Linked DNA regions of Homo sapiens: all the other regions are linked to region 2. Evidence: chromatin contacts called from ENCODE Hi-C data. All regions are on one chromosome and are shown on one strand. The core of a region is the stretch at or near the end of the contact, and the rest is flanking DNA. Distances in the headings are between cores, read along the strand shown.

Evidence for each region. A loop is a pair of places that touch in the nucleus more often than their neighbours do. Pooled maps may share reads with other maps.
Region 1: a map of naive thymus-derived CD4-positive, alpha-beta T cell shows a loop between it and region 2 (9-fold over the local background). The contact joins the enhancer-like site here to the promoter of SLC39A8 in region 2. A Hi-C loop is called at or near these places in 2 of 168 maps with a recorded cell type or tissue (both naive thymus-derived CD4-positive, alpha-beta T cell), 6 of 37 single-sample maps with no recorded cell type and 11 of 50 pooled maps.
Region 3: a pooled map shows a loop between it and region 2 (6-fold over the local background). The contact joins the promoter of BANK1 here to the promoter of SLC39A8 in region 2. A Hi-C loop is called at or near these places in 1 of 168 maps with a recorded cell type or tissue (B cell), 7 of 37 single-sample maps with no recorded cell type and 5 of 50 pooled maps.

Annotation. Positions count from the first base shown.
Region 1 is chr4:101,416,136-101,420,856 of GRCh38, forward strand. No RefSeq gene overlaps it. Among named protein-coding and RNA genes, the nearest start is that of PPP3CA-DT, 71 kb to the left of the region's middle. Within about 2 kb of position 3,381, at least 3 of the 41 ENCODE cell types and tissues checked have a DNase peak (open chromatin) inside an H3K27ac peak, as active enhancers do.
Region 2 is chr4:102,343,114-102,347,232 of GRCh38, forward strand. SLC39A8 (solute carrier family 39 member 8) reads right to left here and starts at 2,369. Exons shown (of 9, transcript NM_001135146.2): 1 at 2,232-2,369; 2 at 1,331-1,802. The coding sequence starts at 1,549. RefSeq lists enhancers at 892-951, 2,852-2,901 and a silencer at 1,422-1,671.
Region 3 is chr4:101,787,644-101,792,105 of GRCh38, forward strand. BANK1 (B cell scaffold protein with ankyrin repeats 1) reads left to right here and starts at 3,087. Exons shown (of 17, transcript NM_017935.5): 1 at 3,087-3,307. The coding sequence starts at 3,238. RefSeq lists a silencer at 3,174-3,363.

The DNA.
Region 1 (4,721 bases), core at 2,131-4,630, 930 kb before region 2:
TATGAGTGAGCGAGGGTGGGGTCTGGCCACTGCACACAACCAGGCATGCCGGCTGTGGTGGGGCAGGCAGCTCCAGGCACTGGCACGGGTGCTTGTTCCCTGCAAGGCTGTGGCTGGACCAGATATATGGCAAGTAGCTTCCACGGCTGGCACCAGGAAATGCAGTGGCACCTGGAAGCTTGGAGACACCAGGAACTGCAGAGCCCCAAAGAAGGTCACAGCCCTGGCTTGGGGAGCTCCTAGGTCTGGGCTCCCTGAAGGGCTGCAGCTCTTCTCTCCTTCTGTCTTCCTCCTTGTTACCCGCAACTTGGTGAGCAAGGAGTGTGTTTCAGCCCTGTTTGTGTTATGGCTCTTTCATCCCCACCATTCAGCGAGTCCTGAGTTCTTGTCCTGCGTCCAGGAATAATGAGGTATGTGAATAAGTGGTGGGAGAGCAAAGCCAAGAGGTGCTTTATTGAGTGATAGAATAGCTCAGAGGAGACCCATGGTAGGCACACCCTCTCTGCAGGCAAGTCATCCCAATGAGTATTCAGCTCTCATTAGAGAGGAGACCCACAGTGCATAGCTTCTCTCCACAGGCAGGTAGCCTCTCATCTGCCTGAATCTGGCTGAGTCCAGGACTTTTATGGGCTTCAGAGGGAAGGAAGTGCATGCTGATTGGTCCATGGGCAGCTATGGGTGGGCCCAGAAAAAGCACCATAATTTCTGGCTCTGGTCTGCTGAACTGGCAGCCTGGACCCCAGGCCTCAGGCCATCCCTGTCCTGAAGGTGGGGTTTCACCAGGGACCCACTTGTATCTGCCCAGAAGCCTATCTGCCTCCTGCCACCATTAACATGCCCTCTACCATGTCCAGGCTGTTTGTGCTAAGGGGTGCCTGCAGGGCCCATGCTGAGCTGCCCTTAGCCCCACCCTGGCCTCCCTCCTGTGCTCCTTGGCACCCTAAGTCCAGAGGGAGGTGAGGCAGCAGGGAGCTGGTGTATCAGCACTCACATACCTGGCTGGCTCATGACAGCATCTGGGCTGGGCCACAACTTTTCTCTGAAATTGGAGTGGGCACATGACAGCGCCTGGGTCTGGCCACAACTTTGCTGTGAAACTAGAGCAGGCACCAGGAGAGGGGAGACGCCAGTCAGCAGGAGCAGGCACATCCGATCCTGTGGGAGCAGGGGGGGCTTCCTGGCCCACGAGAATGCCGAGATGCCCAGGTCTGTAGCCACCTGCAGGTGCAGGTGTGCCTGGGAGGGCAGGGATCCCATCCCTCCAACTTGGAACGGGGAGGGGTTTCTTCCTATTCCTGACTCCTGCAGGATCCCTGGAGTGCCTCAGCAGCCAGTGTCATAGCGGGAGCCACTCTAGATGGGTGGCTGCTGCCATCAGTAATGAAAGAAATGTAAACTGAAATAAGACTTTAGTTTGACTAACAACTTATAACATAGAAATATACTGAGGAGCAAAGACGATTTGGTAGAATAAGAGTATTCACTTAATTTTGATACATGCTAATGTTTGAGAATCATTGATGTAATAAAATATTACACAGGCAGTCAGTGTTTCAAGGAACACTTAACATGGAAAAATGCTTATAATATTAAGCAAATAAAAAGAAAAACAATTATGTATATTTAGTATGATCATATGTGAATTACAGATAATATTTTTCCATTTGTAAATACATGAGTACATACATATTTGTAAAATCAAAACCATTCCTATATGTGCATATATATACATTCGCACATACATATGTACTAGCAGAAATAAATGCTATTCTCAATACATCAGAGGAGGTAGCTTTAAATTTCTTCTTTCCACATTTATGTATTTTTCCAAGTTGTCTTCTATAATGACATATTTTTAAATTATCAATAAATATCTTGGCTACATACATTTTCACATATATATGATGTTTGCAAAGCTCAAAGCCCCAAGTTTCCTATAGCCCTAAATGTTTATTAACCTTTCGTAATCAGATTGATTTATTGCAAAGAGAGGCCCCTTCAATTGTAGACAATGTTTTATCATTCAAGAAAACAGTAAGATGTGGTACTTGGGTTGACCTAGCCACAGGCAGGATGTGGCTGCCAGAAAAGCGCTATAAGTCTTTGAGCAAAGAGCCACATCCTCCTCCCACTATTTCTTTTTTTAGCTAATGGCAACTCCTAAGATTCTGACTTTAACCAAAGTTCACATCTTTGTATTGCTCTCCTACTCCCTTTTTAAGTCAGCAACTCATAATAAGCTTAGTATATAACACAGGTTATACAATTTAAGAAAATACTAGGCATTAGGGATTTCAAATAACTGAGCTCATTTAGCCAAAATGGTAAAACAGGGGGACTCGTGAAAAAGATCATAATCAAATAACGGGTATTAATGCTATATTAAAAATTGTCTGTCTTTGTTATCTCAAAAAGCCACCAGAATTCCTTCTCTGGTCTAACTTGCAACTATCCAGACACACAGAAAGTTCAATCTATTCTACTAGTACTTGGACAATGCAGTGAATCTGACATTGTTTACAATGGTCTTAAAAGCCCTTAGGTGTTGGTAACATTTTATGTCATAGAAAATATTGTAGCATGTACCTCTTTACTTGTGTACATCACTGAAACAACTTCCCTTTGCTTCCTGCTCATGGTTATATAGATTGTATGAAGATTAGAGGGCATCCCCAACTGCTGGAAACTGACAGCTGCCCTCCATTAGGGTATTTAGTGCCTAAAAGTGACATCATTCAGCTTCTATGCTATGATAGCTATGATATACTTCACCTTCTGGAGATCATATTGGAGAAATTCTGTTGGCGGAAATATAATTCCACACCCTAAGTAAGGGCAGAATTTGCTGTGATTTGGAATAATAGTGATATATTAAAGAACAGTGATATGTTAAAAGAAGTATCCAAAAATCACATATTAAAGAAAATTAAAGAGCATAATTTTATGTAGTGATCTTGAAAATTAAATTCACTTATTCAACCTACTCAACAGCAACAAAATCTTAGATTTCCTGGTAACTGTTATTCAAAATGTATGGATGTATAAGTAGGAGCATGAGCTGATTTTGGAAACCTAGATGCTGCCATCTGAATGTTATGGCCATGTCCCCTGGTTATATTACCCAGGTCATTTTTATGGCTTCCTACAAACGCGCTTTGTATTTGACTACATTTGGAAATACTCAGAAGGTTTTCAAATGAAGCCTATATGAAAGTATAGAAACTGACTGAGTCATGGAAATCCTGAAGATAAAGTGATCTTACAGAAACTAGAACAAAGTTAAGTAAAACAAGGGTCTCGATAAAAAGCCCAGTCAAAAATGAGTAACTTAAAACACCTGTGTTTTGTCAACAGTGGCTTGGCAGCTAGAATAGGAAGGACAGAGGAAGTTAAACCCACGCTGGTTTCCAGAAGTCAGCTACAAAAAATGAACCTCTAGGACCAGATGGTTTTATGGCTTTGGTAAACAATAGATTTGCATAATGCTTCCTCAATAATTCTGTCAGGAAGAGTGCTGAGCTAAAAAACAACGTGCAATTGTGCCTTTTTTGAAAGACCAGCTCTCTAAATGGCCAACTGGTAATTAGGAGAATCTAATGCTGAGAAGGACAGAGTATATAAAGGACTATTATCTTGAATAAGTAATTGTAAATGCCAGTATATTTGGTAGTATTAGGTCTCCACTGGTGGCCACATTATACACTGATTATCAAAGGGGAATGAAGGCGTCTCTGATTTTGGGCACCACCTCCCTAAAGTTTCTTTGTTTGTTCTGCTTTGTAGCTTCCTTTGACTTTTGTTTCTAAGGCTTGCGGGGGGCTGCCATTTGGTTTCTCTTCAAGAATTAACAAACCACTTACTCTTGAATTCTCTTCTAGTTAACACAGGCATCACTACTTCCAATTGATCTCAGGATGTGGGATCCTCATACACATTTTGAACAAAATCCTCTGTTTCAGCAAGTGAGTGAGAAACCTCTTCTAATTCATTTAACCAACTAATTTAATTGGCAACAATTATTTGTACATGTGTTTTCTCCACATGCCAATTTAGATTTCTACTTTTTAACACCTGAGTCAGAAATGGGCCAGTGGAATAATATACAGATGCTCCTTGACTTACAATGGAATTAACCTCCCAATAAACCCATTGTATGTTGAAAATATCTTTAAGTTGAAGGTGCATTTAATACATCTAACCGAAAAATATCACAGCTCGCCTACCTCATAGCTCAGCCTACCTTAAACATGCTCTAAACACTTATATTAGCCTGCAGTTGGGCAAAATCATCTGGCAACACAGTACGCTGAAGAGTATCAGTTGTTTACCCTCCTAATCCTGTGACTGACAGGGAACTGTGGCTCTCTATTGCTGTCCAGTATTGTGAGAGTATCTTAGGATATATTGCTAGTCCAGGAAAAGATCAAAATTCAAAATTTGAAGTAAGGTTTCTAGTGAATGCATATAGCTTTTTCACCATCCTAAAGTTGAAAAGCTGTTAATTTGAACTATTGTTAAGTCAGGGACTGTCTGTATCACTAAAATCTACTTTTTCTATCCCCAAAACAAAGCAACAATCTTCTATTCATTTTTAAGTTGAATGCTAAAATATTAAAGGGAAGGGCTTACAAATTCAAAAGTCTGTAGTACTTAAGTAGGTAACAGCTAAATGCAGATGTTGAAGTGAGTAAAAACTAGCATTAGGAAATGCTGGGGACCAT
Region 2 (4,119 bases), core at 1,119-3,618:
CCATGCCCAGAACTGGAATTATAGACAATTTACTAAAGAACATGCATAAGGGGACCACAAAACCCTTCTAGATCAAAGAGAGACCACCTCTGACATGCCATGGCATCAGAAAGTTCTACTTTTCTTAAGAGCCATATACTTTAATTGTGGTAAGATATTTCTAACAAAAAGATCAATCTACGTATAATGTTATTAACATGGAATTTATTTGATTACAGTTTCCCTAACTGTAATCTAAAGTCATATTCATTAGGAAACGCCAAATTTCCAAGAGCAGAGTATAATATGCAGCATTTCCCAAACATCTTGGACCCCAAAAACTTCTTGTAACAAACTAACATCGTCCAAAAATGACAAACGATATGGAAAATACCGTATTCTACCCTCCAATATCAGCTGTCAGTGGGACAGGAGTAAAGGAAAACAAGTCAAAGCACTGAGTTAACTGAGTTTTAAAAGACGGAGAGCAGTTTTGGAAGGATGCAGAAACTACACTTTGTCTACTTAACAATTTTAAGAACTACCCAATCACAGAGTATTTATTATAGAAATAATTAGGAATAATTTGATTTTATGTTTACAAAGAGGTATGATGTTTAACTGCTCCTACGTAGTTTGAAGCTTGTTCTTAAACCCAAGGTATTGCCAAATGCCTAGTAGTACCCTGTTTATTACTGAAAAAATTTTTTTAATCATTTTGGATAAATACTAGAATCAAATATTTGACCTGACATATGACAAGGAACTAACAATATAAGCCTAGTCTACCACCATCTGGATGACCAAATTAGAATCTTAGTCTCAAGGCCGCCCCTGTTTCAGCCCTGAATGCCTCATGTAATGTACACAGGAGCCAGAACTACATTATATCTCGTTTTCAAATAGCACTGGTTACGCACCGGGCAACTGTTAACCAGGGTGGCATGTGATAATCTTCCTTGCTAACCTTGTAGGAAGTGTGCGAGCCGTTATCTTTCTGGCAAGATTTAAGTAACTCATTCCTATCTAAAAAGCATCTGTTAAAGTGGCGTCACACCCTCAACTACTTCATAAAGTTTTCTATAAAATGTTAAAATCACCAGAGTCGGACCTCTCAGTTCATCAGGCGTAAAACTGCAGTTTCCGGCTGCCAAATCCCTTAACAACGTTAACCTTTTAATCCTTCAGCCTCGTCTAGTGAAAAGCAAGTGTCACCAGATACCGCCTTCTACTTGAGAAATATAACAAGATTCTTTCTCCTGCACTTTTCCCAAATAAAAACGGCTCATATACAAAGTGAAGTCTAGGGACACCCACAGTACGGAGGGCTGCCCGGACCTGGCGGCCTTACCTGGTTGAAGTGCAGCTGGCCAGGCTCCGGGACGCCCACGCGGGAGGCGGCTCCCATCTGCTCCAGCAAGTGCTGGAGCTGCGCCGCCGACAGGCTCAGATTCGCGCCGAACACGCTCAGCACATCCTCGCTGAAGGCTAGCCCTGGCCCCTCCGCCACTCCTCCGAGGCCGGCGGCCGCCAGCAACAGGAGCCCGGCCACCGCGCGACCCGGGGCCATCCTGGCCTGGGCTTCCCCTTGAGGGCCCGCGACGGGCTGCCGCGCAGAGGGACGCGCGCGGGCGCACTGGCGTCCTTGCCCAAGGGCGGGAGCGTCAGTGCTCGGCGCTGCTCCGAGTCAGAGGTGGCGCGGGACGCCCCTGGTTCTCCGACGCCTTCGAAAGAACAGCAGCTCGCGACCTGCGGGGCATTGAAGTGGCAGCGTAGCCGAGGGGAGCGATAGGCGGAGTGGGCCCCCCGGCCTCCTGGAGAGCCTGAGATAAAGAGGACAAAGGGGGACAGAGATAAAGGCCACCAGGGCACCAGCCGGCAGGCTCCAGAAACGCTGCGTGGCAGTAGCCCTCAAACGCCCGGCCGGGCATGGGGCCAGACGCCCCGGATCCGGGTTTGCAAACGCCCCAGGATTTGCGTACATATGCTCCTCCCGGATATAAAGCCCCAAACCACGCCACTTCTTAGGAAAAACTAAAACCACACTAACTGTAGAACTCCACCTCCTCTTCCTGTCTTTCTGCTTTATTCTCTCCGCCGCAAACTTAGAAGTGAGACGTGCAGTCCCCAAGGAGCTGCAGAAAAGGGCTCTTCCGGAGTCCTGGGGATTGCGCGTTTAAAGGGGACCCTCCCTCTCCCCGGATCTTCTCTGAGCTTGGCAAGTTAATCGGAAGCACTCGCTGGCCTCTCACCTCTCCTATCTGTTTGTTTGTCTGTCTCTGCGTCTTTCTCTCTGCGTGTCAACGTAAGACTCGGTCTCTGGATCTCTCTCTCTTTCTGTCTCCCGCCCCCACAACCTCTGTATCTCTGACAGGTCCGCGGTGAAACTCCGCGATCCGCTCCGGCGCTCTTTACAAATAAGGGGAGGAGGGCCCTGTCCCCGCCTCCGTAGCACGTGGTGACCCATTTCCCCAGCCTGAACTCCCGCGCGCGTCCACGCCGGGGCGCAGGACCGCCGGCCTTCCCTCCGCGGGCGCTGCTCATTCCCAGCATCAGCCATGCCCTCTTCCCCACCCTCACTCCTGAGGGTTACCTGATGCCACCTCCGTGTCGGGGTCCCTAACTCCTCTCTGGTCTCGGGGACGCATGCATCTTTTCGTGATCTTGATGAAACCAACTTGCTGAAATGGAGCCTGGAGACCCTTGCATTGTCTACATAATTAACAGGAATTGCTTTTTTTTCTCACTTCTTAAAATCAGAGGAGAAAGAGGAAATCCAATGGTAGCGGTGGCGGGCTAGCTGAGCCAGCACTGCCCAAGCCGGCCCTTCCTGGCGGGATATCCGCAGATCAGAGGAATGTTTATTTGTTCATATGGGAGCTCAAGAAAAGCTGACTTAGGTGTGATGTCAACAGGTTTGTGTAAAGTGAGTGTGGTGTTTGAGGCAAAGTTTGTATCTGGTGGATATAGTGGTTCAAGTGTAAAGTGAAACCATGCTTCACTGTTAGATGGCTGTGAAAGGAAAATAAATCTTGAGACTTCAAAATCACCAAGCTAAAGGGAAACATCAAGAAGGGACCAGCTTAGGGCAAACCTGCCTGCCATTCTATTCAAATTCATCCCTCTGAGGCTCACCTGAGACAAATGCATATCTGATTGCTTTCTCTTCTCCATCGTTTATGCAAAAAATGCAGATTCACTGGGCCAGACTAAACTGTCTATTGAGTGGAAGGCTGATCATGGCCTCAAAAGAATGCAACCTTTTGTCTCTTGTCTATTATACTTCTAACCTGGAAGCCCCCACTTCCAATTGTCTCACCTTACTGGACTGAACCAATGTACATCTTACACATATTGATTGATGTCTCATGTCTCTCTAAAATATATAAAAGCAAACTGTACCCCCGACCACCTTGGGCACATGTCTCAGGACTTCCTGAGGCTGTGTCAGGGGCACATCCTTAACCTTGCCAAAATAAACTTTCTAAATTGACTGAGACCTGTCTCAGACATTTTGCATTCACGTGACTAAGGACAATAAAAAGAATACAAGATGCCGTTCTTGCCTTTCATCAGGAGAATGCACAGCCTCCTAAAATAGCACATTTTAAAGAGACATTAAGTCTAGACAAAGGGGAAAAGATGGGGAAAGGGAAAAAATCTTAATCTTAGAAGAGGAACCTAAAGACATAACTGCAGAAGAAAGAGACAGGTAGAGAACATTCCCAGAGGCTAAGGATCTAGGCAGACGAAGCTGAAGGATTGTCATATGGAAGAAGGTTTAACTATATTATATCTAACTTCAGAGGACAGAAGGCAGCAGTCATGGGGCAAAGTCACCCAGAGGAAGGTTTCTGTGGAATTATAAGGCATGGCTGCCTTGGAAGATAGTGATTTCTCCATGATCAAAAGTGATTCAAATCAACAGATCCTGGGTGACCGCCTTTAGTAGGTGGTAGGAGGATTCATGCCTGAAGGGAGATGAACTAAATGATCTTAATACTGTGCTCTTTCCAATTATAAAATCTACGTATTTGTTAATAATAATTTACAGAATTATGTTGATGCTAAAAGGGCAAATATTTCATCTAAGGGCCAGAAGTAAGTTAATATCACAGTTGTCCTCTTAAATCACTCAGC
Region 3 (4,462 bases), core at 1,837-4,336, 550 kb before region 2:
AAGTGTAGTTAACACCCTGGGGGAATAATATAATTCAATGTCTAAAAATCCAGACATGATTGTCAAGAGGAATATTCCCCAATTAACAAATAGCCATGAAGAAGCAACTATTTCACTTTTACAATAGATTACTGCTTTAGAAAAGAACCAGTTTTGTTCTTTAAACATATCCAGAATCTAAAGGCAGAAATAAAGCCATTAGCATGCACAACAGCATCTGGTCTGCAAAGGACACAAGAAATCAGCCATGGCAACTGCAGGGCAACACCAAACAGCTTTAGCTGTCCATTTATTGGAACACAGGGCCAGTGTGAGGCTTTTATAATCTTCACAGAGTGGGGTAATAATATTGAGGCTGTCAATATGCCGCTAAAAAAAATAATGCAAGGGAAGAAGTCAATGGATCCAAGAGTTTGATATATTGAGAAATGAGAAACCTACTGTGACTAGCATTTTCTTGTCATTCTGTAACAGAGGTAAAATCAGAAACCTGCGATTACACACTGCTGGTGGTATTTTGCCTGAAAAAGCCTCTCGGTGTGAGAATTGCTAAGTGCCTCTTTCCTGAGAACAAGTATGAACCAAGAGATAACCCAACATTCCAGATGGTATCATCTCCTTAAGGGAGAAAGCAGGGGAAAAATAAAGTCAACTGTGATTAAAGACGTACTTGACACAGAAACAAGACCAAAATGAGTAAAAAATCTTTTAAAATATATTTTTATAAATGCATCAGCAAAGTATGAAAACATGTAGACTTAAGTTATCACGTGTATGTGTGTGTGTGCGCGTGTGTGAACATCTATATATCCTCAACCAAATAGCACCAAAATTGTAATAAATTATAAGTACAGTTCATACCTATTTTTAAGGATATTAGTATTTAATTGTATGGGCTTATAGTTCTGTGGAAAAGTGGATAGGGAAACAAAAAACGTTTTCAACACATATATGTATAACCTATCCTATTATGTTCATGTAATCTTTAGCAAGGGCCTTATGTGACCTTAAAAGGAAGCGGTGGGGAGGGGGGCAGTTATAATTAAGAGGGCAGGCTATGAAATCAGATCTAGGATTGAATTCCAGCTCTGCCACTTACAGTTTTCAACGCCCAGATTCTTCATTTGTAAAATATGGTTAAACCTTCCTTGTTTTGAGAACCAAATGACATGAATATTGTGAAACTCTTACATAGAACATAGGATATAGAATACTTAAAAAAAGAGTAGTTGTTGACTGCAAACAGTAAAACAAAAGAATAAATAAGTCAGTCAATGGGGTAGTCAATGGCTATTTTCTTATTCAAAAGAAAAGTGAAGCTAGAATAATTTTAATGGGAGATTTTAAAGATTTTCTAACACATAATCTTATTTTTTTTAAAAAAAAAACAGCCCACAATTTTCAGCAGTTTTTACTTTCTTTTTTCTATTTACTAGCATCATTTGACATAAGTAGTGGAAATGAGCTTCTGAAAATATACTTAATTTTCATATTATAAATCTTATTTTCTATAGTTTTATTAGGAGACAGTGTTATAACATTTTATATCTGGCAGAAACTCGAATACAGTAATTTTAATTTATTCATTAATAATGAATAAATTAGATGAGATACGCAAGGCTCAGAAATATTAAGAATTGCTCCAAACACCCAGATATTGTGGAGCAGAGTCAGGATGGCAGCTGCAACCTTCTGACTTCCAATCCAGGGCTCTTCATACAAGAAGGCTGTCCTGTATATGTGACAGATACAAGTTCCTATCTGAACACTGTCTTTATTAACAAGTTTTCGTGTGCATAAATGGGTGCCTTTGAAGATCTGGATACTTAATTGGGGAGCATCATCTGGAGTGTTCATGTTGGCTAAAGTAGCTCTTGTCAGGAATACGTATACCAGCAGATGCATCAGTTAGAATATTCTTTTCTCCAATGGGTTTAAGACATACTTTCCTAAGAATTGAGTTTCTGAAACACTGAACAACACCCAAACCCTGCAATCCAAATTTGTTTTTGCCTATTACACTGAAGTCTCTCTGTTAACAGGCATATATAGAAGACAACCATTTTTTTCAATATAATATTTCATAAGTTAGATGAAATCTTTTGTTCCATTATATAAAGTTCAGAAAATCAACATAAAATTAATAATGATGTTAAAGAAACTACTGGAAACCAGATAAATACAATACAATCTATAATTGTTTTCAAGTTTTTTGGACATTTCGCATACTTCTCCAAGTTTTCTACATTATGTTATAAAGTTCTAATAAGTTCATTTATGTGAAAAAATTAACTTTTTTTGATACTTGATATTTATATTATTACTAAAAAGCACTTCATCCGAGAGAAAGTTTCAAAGAAAGCCTTCCTTTTATAGGAAGAGGAGAGGAACATTTAAACTATGTATTATTACCAAATTGATATTCAAAAAATATATTCAACTTCAAAAGGCAAATGACTAGTTTAGACATGCTTGAGAGAGAGACATTCACTTTAAGGTTCTGGGACAACTCCTTTGATATATCTCCATCTTAAAAACAAGCAAACAAACTCTTGTTTGGAGAGGGTATTTAGAGCCATAAATAATTTTTTACTGGGTCTATTTTTGAGTTGGAGCAGGAGTAAGAAATACATTTTATATGGAATTTTAAATCACTTTTCAATTTATGAACCTAGCCTAGAAAGTCTGTGTAAAATGAAATATTTTAAAAGTTACAGTATTATCTGTATCTTCATTTCTATATGTATGTATCTATCATCTGTGTACCTACTCATCTATCTATCTAATTATTCTTTCTTTCCAGCAAATGTTCACTTCTGGTTTCCCTACGTCTGCCTGGAAGTGGGGGCAGTATGGCAGTATGGAAGACCTAGAAAGGGACAAGGAGAGCTACAATAACAGCGGTCTAAATATATCCTAGGATGAAAAGGTGAGGAAGGAAACAGGCGCAGAAGTGTTATAAGAAACCAAAGCGGCCTTTTGAGAAGGGATGTAAGAGCAGGCCCCTGAGCAGTTTCACTTCCTCTGGGCGCCCAGCAGAGCGGAGCCCTGGCCTTGCGGGCATGAGCCCCGGGGCTGCGTTTCCTGAGACCTGGCCGCAGCCTCCGCGGGTGGCAAGCGGGCTGGGGAGAGCCGAGGGCCAAAGGAAGAGAAAATCGCGGGGAGTCTCTGGCCGGGAGAGTCCAGGTAGCGCTCGGCGGGCAGCAGTGCGCAGGCCCCTCGGCTTCAACCGCCACAATGCTGCCAGCAGCGCCAGGCAAGGGGCTTGGGAGCCCGGACCCCGCCCCCTGCGGCCCAGCGCCCCCAGGTGGGTAGTCGCGCATTCGGAGGGGCTTGACGCCGAGGCCGGGCTACGGGGCTCTGCGGAGACCACGGGCCATCGTTAGACAACTGCACTCGGGCACTGAGGCCAGGGCGTCCCTGAGACAGGGCTTCTCCTTTTTATCCTGCCGCCAGGCAGCCCAGAGGGTTCTTCTGTCCCTGACTTCTCTGAGGGGCATCTGGACGCCACGAGGAGGGAGCGCGCTGGGAGTTCTGGCCAGCGGGCTACCCTCAGTGTCTGCAACTTCTGAGGAGCTGGAACTTTCCCCAGCACCCGGGTCAGGGTCCTGTAGTTTCTAAAATCACTTTGCAACCTGTTTTAAAGCAATGCGCGTTTAAAATTATACGTAATTATTTTCAACAGTCGGTAAGCACAGAAAAACCGCTCATGTGTAGCGTCACGCATTTACCTGCCCGGCCTGACAAATCCCAGCCTGGTGAATTGGTAGCCCTGCTTCTTGGCAGGTGGCTTTGCAGAGAAACTCTACCAACACCACCTCCCTACTCCACTGGCTTTACTAACTTGGTCAAAGGAAAACGGTCAACTTGGTTGAATGCAGAAGTAGATTTATATTTTCAAATGGACGTTAAGGCAGTTTTATTTAGTTCTTTTTGAAGCATTTCAAATGCATTTGCAAATTACTCAGTGATATAAAAATGTTTTTTAAATTAAAAAACTTCACTTAGGTATTAATATTACTGGAGTGTTCGTGGTGAGAAATGCAACAAGAAAGTATATTCTGAGTGAAAGTTTCTTAATTTGCTGAATAGAAATAAATTTCTCATACCTTTCTAGAATTTTTTAGGTAATGTAATTTTGGTTGTAGCTATTTCTGTTGGCTAGTGCATTTTTACATAAATAAGCTTTAGGGATTGCTTTCAGTTAAATAAGAAGTATATTTGTGTCAATGAAAAGTGACAAGAAAGGACTTAGAGCCCATAACTTAATATTATTAATATTTTAACTATTGCATATTGACATTCTTGAAAACTGTGGCTCTGATGGTCTTCAGCAGAGCAGACTTTGCTAGCATCTATAAATAAACCAACCATGTCTTTCAAACTTTGAGCAGGTTACCTCTTTTGTAATTTCAGTTTAACAATTTTGTTAGAGAATGGGGTACAGTTTGTTTCAAACTTC